2 separate regions of the Homo sapiens genome follow, and region 1 is linked to region 2. The links are chromatin loops, found by intact Hi-C in ENCODE. Cell type or tissue: IMR-90. All regions are shown on one strand.

Region 1 (8,000 bases), 290 kb before region 2:
TCTGATGCCTCAAGGATTTATAATAAATGTAAAAGCTGCACGCCAACTGCTAGGTAGGGTGTTGGGAGACTCCAGCTGAGTATAGGCCCAGCTTCCTCTGGCTTCGAGGCCTTAGGCAAGTTCCCTTCCTCCCTCTCCCTCTCCTGTTTCCCCATCTGTCAAGTGGATGTGGCACCAGATCATCTGCATGGCTCTGAGTCTGTAATTCTGCAGAAGGGCCCCAGCTCCATCAGCTGCTGGGAGAGAAGGGGATGTGAGGGTGGGTTCAGCCTTATTTCTGCTGCATAAATAGCTAATAAGCCTTGCCTTCCCCATATGGAGGGAGAGGCAGGTGGGGTGGAGGGTGCCTTGAATCTCACCCAGCAGCACATCCTCTCTAGATGGGAGGCAGATTTCTCTGCCACCAAATTGCCAAGCCCAGAGGACACACTAAAGCAAGGCCTCCTTCTCGGGCCAGAGAGGAGAGTCTGGGCATTCACTCAGCTGGGCACATGAGCTCTCACAGGCAGAAAGAGAAAAGGTGGGCTGTATGTTATTCCAGCCCGTACTGTGTGCCTTTGAACCTCAAATAGCAGGTTAATCCCAGGTCAGCTTCACAAAAGTCCTGGTAGGAAGGAAGCATCCTGACCCCATTGTACAGACAGAGCATCAGCGTTTACATGAAGTGACTCACCAAGGTGCACACAGTGCCCACAGCAGGTTTGGAACCCAAGTATGTCCAACCCCACAACAGTGCACTAGAGAGTAAGCAAGTGGCAGTCCTGTTTTACTTTTCACCCAATAATGAAGCATTTCAATAATATTTGTAGGTAATACATGTTCAATTTCTCCTGTGTCCCCCAGGTCATGGGATAGAGTACAGAAGCCCAACATACAGTAATTTGGATTTCCTGGTTTGCAGACAGGAGAACCAAGGCTCTGAAGCAGAGGCTAGAAGGTCAGACAAGGAGGGGAGAGATCAGAGAAGAGGGATCTGGGTCAGGCTGTGCCCTATAGCCCTGGCTCTCTCACTGTCTGGAAGTGTGGCCTTGGGCAAGTCACATAACTTCTCCAGGCCTCACTTTCCATTCCTACATGATGAAGAGGTTGGACAGATGGTTTCAGACAGAGTCCCCTCAAACTCTTCCTGCTTATGTGACTCCATAGACGGGGAGATGGACAGCAGCAGCGCCTAAAACGATGGCTCTGGGGGTGGAGGGCCAAGCCTTGTGCAGGCTCCCAGAGGCCCAGGCCCTTGCTCACCCTCTGATGGGGCCTTCATCCTCAGACAGCTAGACTGGAAGGGAGTCAGTTGTAGTTTTGAGATAAAAGGGACAGGGAAGGAGCGATGGTGAACATGGGCCATTTCTCCTGAGGCCCATGGGCATCTGCTGGGTGCAGGCCTACTCAAAGACTAGTGTGTGGAGGGGTTGGGAGCCCCTACAATACAGGGGAAAGTAATTATTTAGTTTCTGTTTGAGTATCTCGAGGCCAGAGAGCTCATTACCTCCCAAGTTAGCCCACTCCATTTTCATAAAATGTTTGAGCCAAAAACCTTCTGCTTCCAAACGCTCCACAGTGTGGTCCAGCTTAGGCCAGGGTTGGTCATTCTTTCGTTCATTCATTTGGCCTTTATTGGTGTGTACTGTGGGCCAGGCCTTGCACCAGGCTTTGGGGCCATAGATAGGAGAAATAAGATTCTGTCTCTGGCCTTGGAGAACTACGTGCTCGACTAGTATCCCAAAGCCAGGTACATGGGGCTGCTGGATTTAAGTGATTTAGCTTGAAAAAAGGATTCCAGGCCCAAGTAAGCTTGGGAACCATTTTATTAAACACAGTAAAATAGATTTATTTGCAACAAAATTTCTCTAAGCTTTTAATATGCAAATGCACACTGAAAATTCTCCAAGGGGGTGGGTATAAAAAATATACTATATTTCCCACACTTATTAATAGAGAGCATTTGGGGAAATGCAGTTCTAATGTTTTTGTTTGTTTGTTTGTTTGTTTGACCAGTGGAACTTGGAGAAGGCTTCACGGAGAGGATATTTGAGCAAGGCTCAATAAAAGTTGAGTAGGAGTTTGTCAGTGAAGACAGGAAGTCTTAAGGGAGACCGATTAGAGTTCTATGCCAACTATGCTCAGGTCACTCTGCATGTACCGTTTCACTTAGTCTTCAAAAGTCCTGATGTGGGGGACAGAGCCAAAGAGGTCATCAAAAACCTCTAGAGACTCCTAGAGGTCTAGCCCCTCCCTTCTTGAATCACCTTACATCTGGGCCTTATTCTCCAAATCTTTACCTTTAAGTCCTGGCCCCACTCAACCTGGCCTCTACTCTGGCTTAAATCTAAACTTGTTGTAGAGTATCCGGACCTGATCTCAGTCTTAACCCCTCATACACCTTGGCCTAACCCTCGGTACTCAAACCTGCCCTCTCAGCACTTTGGCACCCTAACTTATACCACTCTATTAGGTTTCACCCTCACCTGTCCAGCACATTCTAGCCCCCGTACTCCTCTTAGTCCTGATGCACATCTGATCCGGTCTCCGCCCCCACAGAACCCCCAGCCTGCCAGAGCTCAGCTACCCGGTTTAATACAGACCCATCCTCGCGACCTCGCCCTCAGTCTGACAGTGGCCCTGCCTTTGCCCAACTCTGATTCCGGTTCGTCCACAACCCTGCCCCAGCCCAGTATCTGGTCCAGTTCTGATCTCACTTGTTTCCGCCATCCCATCCGCATCCCCGACTTCTCCCTAACCGCGGACCAGCCGGTACTCCAGGTCTGTCTCAGATCCCTCAGGGTCCGGACTGCCCAAGGCCCCGCCCCCACGGCCCCGCCATGCGGCGGCCCCGCCCCTCCCTGCCCCGCGTTACTCCTGATAGGGCCCTGACCTTGCTGGCGGCCCCGCCCCAGGACCATTCTGACTGGGCCTGGCCCGCGGTCCAGCCCTGACCCCACCCCCCGCCCGGCCCCACCTCCAGCCCGGCCCCGCCCCTTCCCCAGGCAGGCCGGGTAGCGCACCTGCAGCTCGTCGAAGGCGTCGTCGATGCCGGTGACCTGATGCTGCTCGTGCAGTGCAGGCTCGTCGCAGAAGAAGCAGAGAAGCGCGCGGTCCGTGAGGCAGAAGAGCTTGACCTTGTCGTGCGCCTGGCAGGGTCGCGCGGCGCGGCGCGCGTTGAGGATGGCGTCCAGCGGGAAGGAGCTGTAGCGCTCCACGATGTTGGCCAGCTTGAGGCTGGGCGCCAGCGCGGGCTCGGCGAACGTGCGCCGGCACTCGGGGCAGTCGCGGGCGCCCTGCGCCTCCTGCCGCACCCAGTGCTCCGTGATGCAGCGGCGGCAGAAGTAATGCTCGCAGCCCAGGCTCACCGGGTCCTGGTAGATGCTCAGGCAGATGGAGCACAGCAGCTCGTCCTTGAGGCTGCACGCCATGGCGCCAGGGGCAGCAGAGAGGGGGGCCCGAGGGGCAGGGGGGCGGCTGAGAGAGCGCGGCGCTGTCGGAGGCAGCACCGAGGGCTGGGCGCGGGGACGAGGCCCGCACAGGCAGGGGTAGGAGCTACCGGAGAAGGGAGGGGGTGCTGTCCGGAAGGAGGGTAACGCGAGGAAGGGGTGCGCGGCTGAGACTCCGTGGGACGCCAGCCCGGGAGGGCAGTCTAGAGGTAGTGGGCAGCTCAAGGCGATGGGCGCTGGGAGGAGGCTGTGAGCGGCTGAGGGACGGAGATCCTGACGGGGAGGTTCTAGGGGGCGGGGCAGTCCTAAGGGATAGGAGCTGGGAGAAGGGGATCCCGGAGCGGGGTGGAGCCCTTAAGGGGGTCGAAATCCCGGGGTGGGGGCGGTGCGGGGAGGGCGAGAAGCTGGGGATGGGGAATCCTGGGGGAGGGGGCAGCCAGGCCGAGCCGTACATTGGCTGTGACCGGCAGAGAAGAGGAGGGGTGCCGGCCCGCTCAGCTGCCGGATCCCGGCCCCAAACCCTGGCCCAGCGCGACCCCTTACCCCCGCGAGCTTAGCAGCCACCGCTTCGGTCCAGCGCAGCCTCTCAACCCGGAACCAGCCGAATCCGAGCTGCCGGTGGCCGCGGCTGCCTCCCCGCCCCCGTGGGCGGGACCCAAGCAACTCCGCCCCCGCAGCGGGCGGGGGAGGGGCGGGGCCACCAGCCGGTTGACCCCGCCCCACCCCCACCATCCTCCAGCTCCCAGGGAAGCGAAGCCCAGCTGTTCCTTCGGGGTGTGTACTTGGAACTGCATCCAGGTCTCGCTTAGGGTCCCCGCGGCGAGGCGGAGCAGCTAATTTGAGAGCACAACAAATAAACAAGGAGCATCTTTCTGGATCATCGATTTGAAGATGTAGAAAAAATCATATTTTGTATTAAAACGAACAAGAATATATTTGGAATACAACTTCTGCATAAAATATAAAGATAAAACTCTTGAAATGCCCTGCTTGCTTAGAGCGAGTTCAAGGCCCTCACACTCCTAAGCCCTGGGGTCCCATTTCCTCTTCACTTTCTTAAGGAGTGCTTGGGGAGAAGTTTGGAAAGCCCTGGCTAACATCTGGCCCCGGAGGCTGCCTCCATTGGCAAACAATTCTGGAGTGCTGTATTTGTGTGTGTGTGTGTGTGTGTGTGTGTGTGTGTGTAAGGCGGTGAGGGGTGGAGCAGGAGAGAGGGAGAAAAAGTAATAGGAGAACTTGTCTTGTGTGCCAGATGGAGAGGGGATAAGGGATTTCTAGGCAGAGGAGACAGCCTGTGCAAAAGCATAGAGGCGTGAAAGGGGAGGGCGCAGTGAAGGAAGTGCTAGTAATTCTGTACTGTTGGGGGTGGGGTGGAGAAGGAGCCTGGGTGGGCTGGAGGGCATTGTGGGTCATGGTAAAGAATTTCTTGAAGGCATGGGGCTTTCAGGCAAGGGAATGACCTGGTCCGATTGGGTTTCAGGAAGTCTTGGAGATAATCATTATACCATCTGCAAGGTGAAGAAGACAGGGAGCTTTTCCAATGTGTCTGCGGATGCACAGCACTCAGCACACAGTAAAGGTGTGTAGCTGAATAACCGCATCAACGCCCTGGGTTGCAGGAGGAAGGAAAGACTGGGCACCCCTAAGGTGCTGTTGTCATCGTGCCTGCAGGAGGTGAGACCCGAACTGGGGCCTCAGCAGTGGGTAAGGAGAGAAGACTAGGGTATTGCAAGTACAGACACGGTGACATTTGGTGATGGTTGGATACGGGGGTGAGGGAAATGAGCCATAGAGGGTGGCTACCAGTTTCTGCCTCCTCCAGAAATATCTTCATTGGTGTTAAACTTTATTGAGGTACAGTTTATGAAAAAGCTCTCAGTTTAGTTCTCTATGGTTAACACTTTCTCCATCACACCCTCATCTGGCCCAGAATCTCCATCATTGCGAGAAAAATAGTTGGTTGCTCATGCAACAGCAGTTTCTCAACATTTTCTTATGGGCAGAGCCCTGATTTTGGTCAGGTGGCCCCCTTCCCCAAGTGACCCAAGGAAGGCTGACCCCAGCCCATTTCCAGGAGTGAGTCTTGTTTGGTCCAAGTCCATTATGGTGGTCTCATGGAGTGAGTCTTGTTTGGTCCAAGTCCATTATGGTGGTCTCATTCCTCTTGCCAGTGACGGTTTGGGCAGGTCCAGCCTGAAAAACTAAAGGGGAAGCCTATGGCAGAGAGGGGTTTTCAGGAAATGGTCTCTTTACTTTGCAAAACAGTCTGCCCCCTTTGCTGGGATATGTTTGGTGGCAATGCTTGGAATTGCAACAGCCATCTTGCTCCCAGTCTGAGGATGCAGCAAATACAGAAGGGAGGGCAAGGCCAAGAGAGTCCTAGGGAAGAGAAGCTTTTATTCTGATGCAGAGTCTGGACTTCAGGATATGTGAGATGGTCCATCTTATTGCATAAGCCAGTTTAACAGTAGTGCATTGTCACTTTGCAACCCAGAGAATCCCAACTGATATACTGACGTGCACCCCTAATGAGGGGGTGGGGAAAGTGAACAGGGCAGAGTCTAAATTATTGAAGCATTTGAAATGAAATGAAAAAAAAAAAGGCTTGATGATGGATGAAACAGTGACTTCATTATTCAACATGTATTTACTGATGCTGACTCCAAGCAGGTCTTTGTGAGGAGGTGGAATAAACTATGCTCCTTGCTCCCAAGGAGCTGGCAGTCTAGAGGGCAAAATCAATGAGAAATTCTTATCAGGCACAGTAGGGCTTGCTAAGCATTCTCACATATATTATTGGATTTCAGTCCCAAAGCAGCCTTAACTAGTTTATATTATTATCCCCGTTTTATAGAGGAAGATACCAAGGCTCAAATAAAGGAGATGTGATGGAAATTGCTAGCTGTCCACTAAACTTCATCCTCCTGTTCTTCTATGTAGTAGAGTAGCAGTCGGAGGAATGGCTGGTCCACTAGAGATCATACATCCCAGCTGTTCTTGCAGCCGAGTGAGACTTGGTGACTAAAATCTTTCTAATAGAACATAAATAGAAATAGACCTTAAGGCATGAAGCTTTTGCTCTCCCATGCTCCATTTTCTCTTCTCTTGAGTTGGAACATAGATGTACCAGGGACACAGCTTCAATAATGCTTCAAAAGGGCTGATGGAGCAAAGATATGGGAGGATCCTGGGTTCCTGAATGACTGCATGAAGTACAGCCACCCTGACATGGACTACAGAGTGAGAAGTAAACTTATTTTCTAAGAGCCATTGTATTTTGGGTCTTTTGTTGCAGCAGCCCAGCTTTCTCCATACTATTTTGCAGCTGTTTTTATTATTTATTTATTTGAGATGGAGTCTCGCTCTGTCACCCTGGCTGGAGCACAGTGGCATGATCTTGGCTCACTGCAACCTCTGCCTCCCAGGTCCAAGTGATTCTCCTATCTCAGCCTCCCTAGTAGCTGGGACTACAGGCGCATACCACCATGCCTGGCTAATTTTTGTATTTTTAGTAAAGACAGGGTTTCACCATATTGGTCAGGCTGGTCTCAAACTCCTGACCTCAGGTCATCCAACCGCCTCTGCCTCCCAAAGTGCTGGGAATACAGGCATGAGCCACTGCGCCCAGCCAATTTTGCAGCTGTTTTTAGAAGAGGCTCTGGTACTATTTTACTCTATTGTCTAAATCCTTTCAGTAGATAGTCTTAATATGTAGGTCTAATCTCCTCCAAAGGACATAGTATGTGGTTTTCTCTGGCTGAAAGTCACAGACTCTTTTTTTTTTCTTTTGAGATGGAGTCTTGCTCTGTTGCCCAGGCTGGAGTGAAGTGGTGCAATCTTGGCTCACTGCAACCTCCACCTCCCAGCCTCAAGCAATTCTTGTGCTTCAGCCTCCCGAGTAGCTGGGATTACAGGTGCCCGCCACCACGCCAAGCTAATTTTTGTATTTTTAGTAGAGAGGGGGTTTCACCATGTTGGCCAGGCTGGTCTCAAACTCCTGACCTCAAGTGATCTGCCTGCCTTGGCCTCCCAGAGTGCTGGGATTATAGGTGTGAGCCACCGTGCCCGACCCAGTCTCTTCTCTTTCACTTTACTTCCCAGTGTTCAGTCCTTTTATCCTCTGAGCAGTTCTTCTCTTGACCTTATTCCATCTCCATTAAGATGCAGAACACTAAAACTGTTGATTATCTTTACATTTGGCAAGTCATTGCTCTCTCCACATCTGATGTGGTTGAGTGGTCTGAACTAAGACTTAGAGATCCTGACTGCAGTGTATGCCATCTGCTTCCATTCATACTCCAGAAATTAACATCAGGAATTTTTTTTTCTGGAAAGCTATCCAAGAGCTATTGTTGAGTGAGAAAAAGAAAAGAAAGACCCAAATACACTGACACATAGACACCCACAGACTTAGACACAATCACAGGCATTATTTGCATAACAAAAATTCTATAGAACTATATTCTAATTGTGTTCTTTTGTGGGCTGGGATTATGGGGGACTTTAACTTTTACATTAGATAGCTCTGTTTATTATATATATTTTTGTAATCAGAAAAAATAAAGAAAATTG
Region 2 (8,000 bases):
TATGTGTATTTTGGAGGGGGAGGATAGGGTCTGGAAAAGGGAAGGGGATAGAGTGGGATTCTGATTCTGCTTCTCTGTGGACTAGACTTGGTGCTGAGATGGACAGGCACTTGCTGTTGCCTGGTCTGCTCCTGTCCCTTCCTCTGACCGCAGGCTGGACCATCTCCAATAGTTTAGTGACTGAAGGCTCCCGGCTGTCTATGGTCTCCCGCTTCTTCCTGATTTGCCTCTTGGACTCCAGCCTGCCTTTCCTCACCACATGCCTCTCAGTGATCAACTTGGTGCGGGCCTTGGAAACTGTGCTGCAGAACGTGGAGGGTCTCTGTCAATCTGGTTCCACTTCTGCTCTGCCTCAGGATGCCTTCTCCCGCTTTCCTGGGCTCAAGGTCCTGGGGCTGAATCTGCATCTCACCCAGCTCCTGCCAGGAGCTCTCTGGGGGTTGGGGCAGCTGCATTATGTCTTTCATAGCTCCCACCGTGGGAGCATTAATCTTCCTACCGCTGATGCCTTTGGTGACCTGAGATCCCTCCAGGACCTTGCTTTCTTGGGTTCCTGCCTGGATGGGAGCTTGGGTGTCCGGTTGCCTCCCAGTCTGTGATGGCTGTCGATCAGGTGTAATTTCCTTCAGAATGTGGGGGTGCTGGCTGATATCTTCCCAGATCTGGTGCATGGCCCCTCCTCTGGGGATGCCTGGGCCTTGGACATGTTGGACCTGTCATTCAATAGTAGGCTGAAGCTGGCCAGTCCTGGAGCCTTCCAGGTCCTCAAGCTGGGGACTCTGAATCTGGACCACACAAAGATGAAGGCAGATGCACTGGTGGGACGGGGGCTGCAGAGATTGGATGCCCTGTGACACTCACTGACATGGCTGAGCTGCCTGCCAGGATGGTTGCCCATTTTGAGCTTCAGGAGCTGAATTTGGGGATTAATCGGACAAGGCACATAGCCCTGGAAGGCCTGGCTTCCTGTCACAGCCTGAAGAGCTCGGGTCTTCGGAGCAATGGCCTGATTGAGTTACCACGAGGTTTCCTGGCTGCCATGCCCAGGCTTCAGAGACTGAACCTGGCCAACAACCAACTGAGGAGCGCCATGTTGTGTATGAATGAGACAGGGTTTGTGTCAGGATTGTGGGCCCTGGATCTGTCCAAGAATAGGCTGTGTACCCTGTCCCCAGTCATCTTCTCCTGTTTGCCCCACCTGCGGGAGCTGCTACTTCAAGGGAACCAACTGGTTTGCTTGAAAGACCAGGTATTCCAGGGCCTACAGAGGCTACAGACCTTGAACTTGGGCAATAATCCACTGGTAACCCTGGGTGAGGGCTGGCTGGCTCCTCTGCCTACACTGACCACCCAAAACCTGGTAGGTACTCACATGGTGCTGAGCCCAACCTGGGGCTTCCGGGGCCCAGAAAGTCTGCACAGCTTGAGAATACAGTTTCCCTTTGGCCCTGCGGGAGTAGCATTTTCCCTGCTCACAAGACTGACTAGCTTGGAGCTCCACGCAGTTTCAGGCATGAAGCATTGGAGGTTGTCTCCTAATGTCTTTCCAGTCTTGCAGATCCTGACTTTAAAGGGCTGGGGACTGCAGCTAGAGACCCAGAATATCTCCAAGATCTTCCCTGCCCTTCATCAACTCTCCCTGCTTGGCAGTAGGTTGGAGCCCCTCTGTTCCCAGGACACCTCCAGCTTCTTCCTCTGGCAGCTCCCGAAGCTCAAGTCCTTGAAGGATGGGGAAACAGGCATAGCCCTAGGCCCTACTGCATCACGGGACTGCCCAGTCTACAGGAGCTGAAGCTGCAGGCACTGCAGTCTCAAGCATGCCCCTGCCCAGTGCGGCTTGAGGAGCTGGTGGGTGAGTTGCCCAGGCTTGATATGCTGCAGCTGTCCCAAACAGGGTTGGAGACACTGTCTGCTGCTGCTTTTGGGGGCCTCGGCAGTCTCCAGGTCTTAGTACTAGACAGGGAGAAAGACTTCATGCTGGATGACAGCCTCCAGGAGCACAGTCCTCGGATGCCCCAGTACATCTATATTCTGACCTCATCCTTGGCCTGCCAGTGTGCCAATGCCTGCGTGGGGCCCTGGCTTTAGCAGTCCCCCAGAACATACATGCACATAGTATCACAGCAGCTGTGCCATTCAGAAGCTGGGGGCCACTCAAAGAATCTCTTTTTCCCTTTTCTCTGGAGCCACTGCCCCAAGACTTTGGGGTTGGAGCTCTTTTTTGCGCAGCTCTGCCCTGCTGCTTCTGCTGGTCTCCTTGCCCTTCCTAAAGGAAGCCAGGAATTCCTGGATCCTCTAACTCAAGGCCTTGCTCAGGGTTTGGTTCCAGAGTCTGAGGAGTCAGAAGGGTAAAGGCAAGAGGTTCCTCTATGACGTGTTTGTGTCCCACTGCAGGCAAGACCAGGGCTGGATGGTGCAGGAGCTGCTGCCTGCTCTAGAGGACTGCCCTCCAGCTGGCCGGGGGCTGCCACTCTGCCTCCATGAGTGGGATTTTGAGCCAGGCAAGGATGTGGCTGACAATGCAGCAGACAGCATGGTGGGCAGCTGGGTCACGCTCTGTGTGCTGAGTCACCAGGCCCTGCACACCCCCTGCTGATGCCTGGAGCTCCTCCTGGCCACCTCCTTTCTGCTGGCTGTCCCCCACCCCCCAAGGGCTACTGCTGGTCTTCCTGGAGCCCATCTTACGCCACTAGCTCCCTTGCTGCCACAGATTGGCCTGGTTGCTCCGCTGAAGAGACTATTGCATGTGGCCCAAGGAAGAGGAAAGAAAGAATGACTTCTGGGCTTGGTTAGGGAGCAGGCTGGAGCACCCTGGGGTAGGGTAGAATGGGTGCGTGTGTGTTGGAAGGTGGGGGTAAGAAAAGCAAGCCAGCTTGGCAGGGAGATAGTGAGTATGTGTGGGCTATGAGACTGAACTCAGTTTTTAGTAGAAGGTGGGGCTACTGTGTGTGCAAGGGAGAATCAAATGGGAACACAGGCTTTGGGAAGGCTCTGGAGGCTGAATAAGAAAATCTGGGAGATGGCAGGTGGCCATGTGGTACGTAATGTAATCTCAAGATCTCCAAACCCTCAATAAATGTACTAAATCCATGAATGCTTGGCTTGATTGAATTTTTTTTTTTTGAGATGCAGTTTTGCTCTTGTTGTCCGGGCTGGAGTACAATGAGGCAGAAGGTGAAAGGGTTGGATTCACAGAAACTGTAGTCCAGAGGAAATAAGGTTGGAAATTCATGGAGAGAGAGGGCAAAGAGAGAAGCCTTTGGCCAGTCCTAAGCTGTGGAATGGGGTCCAGGTCAAGTTCAACCAGATCTTCAAGGGGCCAAGGGACCCCTTTTGCCATCTGGGTTATAGAGGGATTGGCAGCTAAGGATCAAAAAGCTGGGATGCTGCCCAGGAGACAGCAGACTGATTGCCTGTTCCCTCAATAAAAAACATGAAGGCCTGTTCCCATCTATCTCCAGTTAAGCCTCATAGCAACACTGGGAGGAGAAGCCTACCCCCTTGTCACTCTGTACTCTGACTATGCTAGACTACCTGTGGGTCCCAGGACATCATCACACCTTTTGTCTCTGGGCCATTGCATATGCTGTTCTTGCACTGAAAAATACCTTTTCCCTGGGGAACTCTTAAGTATTATTTAAGATGCAGTTCAGCCATCACTTTCTTCAGAAGCCTTTCCTGATCTCCCAGCCTAGATAACTGTTGCCCCTGGGCTCCCACAATTTCCTGCACCTCCCTTTCTCAAAGGACTGATCACAGGCCTGAAAGCCACAGAAATAGTGGTCTCCAAAGCTGAGTGCACAAGATTATCACACTATGGTTGCAAAGAAACTGTTATAACTTCTATTTCTATTTTTTAAAAATCTTACCTTATTCTGAAGCTAGACTGCCTGCTTTTTTAGCCACGTGCCGTTAGCATGTTATTTAACCTCTCTATACCATAGTTTCCTTTTCTGTAATATGGGATAGTGTTAGACTCTCCCTCAAAGGGTTTTGGATGTATTAAATGAGTTAATACATATAAAGCACTGAGAGAAGGACCTAATAATGCATTGCAAATGTTCAAGGAAAGTTAGCTATTACAGGCACATCATTTATAAGTAAATAAATACACATATGTTGGGAGTGTGTGCTCAACTCAAAAACTCAAAAAGGCTTCACTTATGGGAGCGCTCTATTGGGAAAGTTTAGAGATCAGGCCCTGGGGTCAGAGACCAGGTTTGCTTCATCTCTGCATCCTTAGAGCCTAGTGTCTGCCCAAATCAGAGAGAGTCCTGGTAGACAAATGCAGACAGAACGCTTGCAAACCAAATCCTGATGGGTGCTGAACCAGAGAGAACCTGGAACAGGTTCAGGCTCTGTTGCTTATTTCTACACGGCACTAAAGGGCAGTTGGCCTCTTGAGGACTTCGTTAGTTTTTTCTCTTCTGTAGAATGCCAGGCTTTAATTAGACAAAGGCTAAGGGAAACCATAGAATAATTCGAGGCTGTATTGAGGGCGAGGCGCGCCCTCTTGTGTCCTAATGATGTCCTCTCCTCTCTCTGCACACTCGCCTCCCTTCTTCCTCTTAGGGCAGATGATGCTGAAGTGGACACGTCCTTACCTGACCCTGCAAAGCTGCCTCTCCAGCTTCAGATCCTGACACTCTCTCAAATGTTTCCGGCTCCCTTGGCACCCCACACTGTTGCACTGTCCCTCCCCATCTCAAACCCTCCTACTTCCACATATGGTCTCTTCCTCATGCAGTGTAGGACCTTTGGAGTCACATGCCTAGGGGGTGACAAATCGCAGCCCTGGTTCTTATTGGCTCTGTGATCTTGAGTAGGTCACTTCGTTTCTCTAAGTCTCATTCCCTCTTTGTAAAGTGGAGCAAACAATACCAATCTCATAGGGCTACTGTGAGACTTCAACACCAAGGAGTATTTACGGGTTGTTATTATGTTTACTGAGTAAAATCACATGAGTTATTACTACAAATAAGTTGGAACATGTTTCACAGAGAAGGAATTTAAACTGGGTCGTTAAAGCTAAGAATTCTCCTATTTTAACACTAGCCAACATGCATTGAGCTCTTACCAGATGCTAGGTATTGTCAATTTTCCCTAAGCCGCATAACCATTGGTAATAATAATAATAGCTAATGATTATGTATATTATTGTATTTTCTATTTTTTAAAATAGAGACGAGGTCTCACTTCGCTGCCCAGGCTGGTCTCAAACTCCTGGACTAAAGCGATCCTTCCGTCTCAGCCTCCCAGAGGGCTGGGATTACAGGCATGAGCCTCCGTGCCTGGACTAGCTAATGATTATTAAACACTTTCTGTGTGTCAGACATGTGTCACGCTCTTTACATACCTTCTCCCATTTATTCCTCTCAACAACTGTCTCAGGAAGAGGCAAGTATTATCATTCCCATTTTACAGCTGGGAAAATGCAGGCATAAAGAAGCTAAGTAATTTGCCCAAGGTTTCACAACGCGGGTGGTATGACCTGCATCCTTCATTTGAAAGTAAGAACTTTCAGACACAAGCAGCTTGACTTCAGAGACTTTTACCTAAATAGTCTCATTTAACCTTCATAACACCCTGTGATGTAAGTTCTCTTACATTACTTGCATTTTATAGATGAAAATTCCAAAGACAAAATAGATGGCAGTAATTTGTTCAAGGCCACACAGCTGCGAAGTAGTTGAGTTGGGATTTGGATCCATGTCTGACTACAAAGCCCCCATTCTCAACACCACATTAGATTGTTCATGCCCCAAAGTATTCACAGTGGTACAGAGCACCCGCATTTATATGAGGATTATTTTGTAATAATGATTAACATTCTTCCAACACCTAGGAAGTGCCAAGCTCTGTACTAACTGATTTACATAATAATAGCTAACAATCGCTGTGCATTATTAGGAGCCAGGCCCTGAGCTAATCGTTTTAGGTGTATTATCTCATTGAAAGTTCACAAAACTCTGTGACATGGATGCCATTACTACCCTCATTTTATGGTTGAAGAGAACGAGGTTCAGAATTCTTCCAAAGTCACACAGCTTAGCTGTAAGCTGGAAATTAAAGCTACAACTGTCCAGTTCTCTCCTGCCTATCGGGCTGGTCACCTCTAGTCATTCTCTCTTCTTATTTCTTATTGTGTCTGCTTTGATCTTTCAGGGTCTGAGGCTCTCACTTCGACCCCTCAGTAGAACTGGGCCCCCTTCTGCTCGAGTGCCCTCCCATTGGGCGGTGCTGTTATCCGGAAGCCTATGGAAAAGGCCAGGATCGCAACAGGTCCCGCCCCCATGTGTCGCGCCCGTTCCGATTTGTTCCAGTGCCAGGGTCCGTTAGAAGATGACATATCTATTGGCTGAAGACGTCTGAAAGGCAGCAAACGGAGGGGGCCGCCCCCGGCGCTCGCGCGGTTCCTTCTGGGAATTGTGGTCTCAGACGTTCCATTCCCAGGGTGGCGCCGCTCGGACTCCGCGTCCCAGCATTCCCCGCACGAGCCCGGGAGCACTTCCGCCCTGTTGTGAAGTGGGTGTCTCGGTGGGTGAGTCCGGGTGGCGGGGCGGGGGCAGCTGAGACGCAGGCTCTGGGCTGGAGACTTAGGAGGTGGTGGTGACACAGGGGGCTGGGGAAGGTGAGAGGGGAGAAAGAAGCTTATATGTGGGGGTGGAGGGTGAGGGACGGTCAAAGGATGTAGAGGCCGGAGATGGGAAGGGTCATACAGGGGTCGGGGATGAGGAGGCGATAGAGGGCCCTGGGAATGAGGAGGGCCTTAGAAGGGTCTGAAGGTGAGGGGGTTGAGGGAGGTTTTGGAGGTGGGAGAGTCATAGAAAGGTCTGGAGACCACAGAGGAAAGGATAGAGGGTCTGGGGCCCTGGCAAGAAGTGAAGAGGGCCTGAGCTTGAAGCCCGACCTTAAAAATAGTGTTTCAATCTCTACCTTCCCATCTAGAACAAGCATATCTAATTTGTTACCTCCCTAATGATTGTTACCTCTGGAACCCAGTGGATGGGACTGGCTATTGTGTTCTGCCCCAAACCTGCACTTCTTTCCTTATGTCTTATGGAAGTCAGTGGCACGATCATCCCATTTACCTACCTACCTACCTACTTACCCACTGATTCCTCTTGCATTCTTCCACGTCCAAGGATCTTCCGATCTTTAATTTCTTTAATATCTTTTCAGTCGGCCTCTTTCTTGTAGGGTTTTCGCAGAAGCCTTTTCAGTTTCCCAGCATGAACACACACATTGCACCTAGTGTGATCTGTTTCACCTACAAATCTGATTATGCCTTCTGCTTGAAAACTTTCATTGGCACCCAGCACCTGTAAAGTCCAAACACCTTGTCCTTCATAAACTCCTTTTGCAGCCTAATCTTCATGCACCTCACACTCCAGGGCTGTCAAGGTTTTCCTCGTTTCCTGGGTAGGCCATTTGGTTTTCCATCATTATATATGCTGTTCTCTCAGCTTAGAATATTCTCTCCTTGCCCTTCACCTTCTTTGCCAAGAGAACTTCTTTAACTTAAAAAAATTTCAACTCTTACTTTGCTCAATTCCCTTAAGCAAATTAAGTCACCCCCAACCCTCAGCTCCCATAACTTCTCCTATTACCACATTTGATCATAATTATCTGTGAAGTGTGTGTCTCTTCCATTAGACTGTGAACATCTCCAGGACAGGAACAGTGTCTCAATCACCTCTGTTTCCCCATTGCCCAGTCTAGAGCAGTAAACACTTGATGTAAAGCAGTAAATACTTGATGTATGTATGTGTGAATGAAGACCATGCAGGGTAAGCTTTGCTATACCAGCCTTGAAGACTTCTATTGCCAGTGGATTTCCAGGGCAGGAGCTTTAGTCTTCCTCTGCCTGGCAAGGCTATCTGCTGGAAGCTGAAGCTGATTCATTGCCAATGGGAGTTTAAGCCAGGGGTGACAAATACATGGAATGTGTGCTGCCAGTGCCCCTTCCTGTGTCCCTGGCAGTCATGGCTAATTGGTTG

The links. Hi-C counts contacts between places; a loop is a spot of excess contacts. Peaks named below come from ENCODE experiments on the same cell type or tissue, not always from the same donor. Only the 100,000 strongest peaks of a DNase experiment are listed, where the experiment ranks them.
Region 1: a loop joins it to region 2, with 5 times the contacts of the local background. A loop is called at or near these places in 5 of 110 quality-filtered maps.

Annotation. Positions count from the first base shown.
Region 1 is chr1:33,178,023-33,186,022 of GRCh38, forward strand. It overlaps TRIM62 (tripartite motif containing 62), which reads right to left and starts at 4,021. Exons shown (of 5, transcript NM_018207.3): 1 at 3,003-4,021. The coding sequence starts at 3,410. It also overlaps a transcript of ZNF362 not described here. RefSeq lists enhancers at 275-444, 2,544-2,713, a cis regulatory region at 360 and silencers at 2,796-2,995, 3,586-3,655, 3,886-4,195. In IMR-90, no CTCF peak of the experiment used is centred here; DNase peaks (open chromatin) are centred at 2,879, 4,129 and 4,639; H3K4me3 peaks cover 2,069 bases; H3K27ac peaks cover 1,392 bases.
Region 2 is chr1:33,466,151-33,474,150 of GRCh38, forward strand. It overlaps ZSCAN20 (zinc finger and SCAN domain containing 20), which reads left to right and starts at 6,495. Exons shown (of 8, transcript NM_001377376.1): 1 at 6,495-6,541. It also overlaps the pseudogene TLR12P. RefSeq lists enhancers at 2,017-2,543, 2,544-3,068 and a silencer at 4,458-4,752. In IMR-90, a CTCF peak has its summit at 4,513 (motif pointing left); DNase peaks (open chromatin) are centred at 4,641 and 6,381; H3K4me3 peaks cover 900 bases; H3K27ac peaks cover 1,783 bases.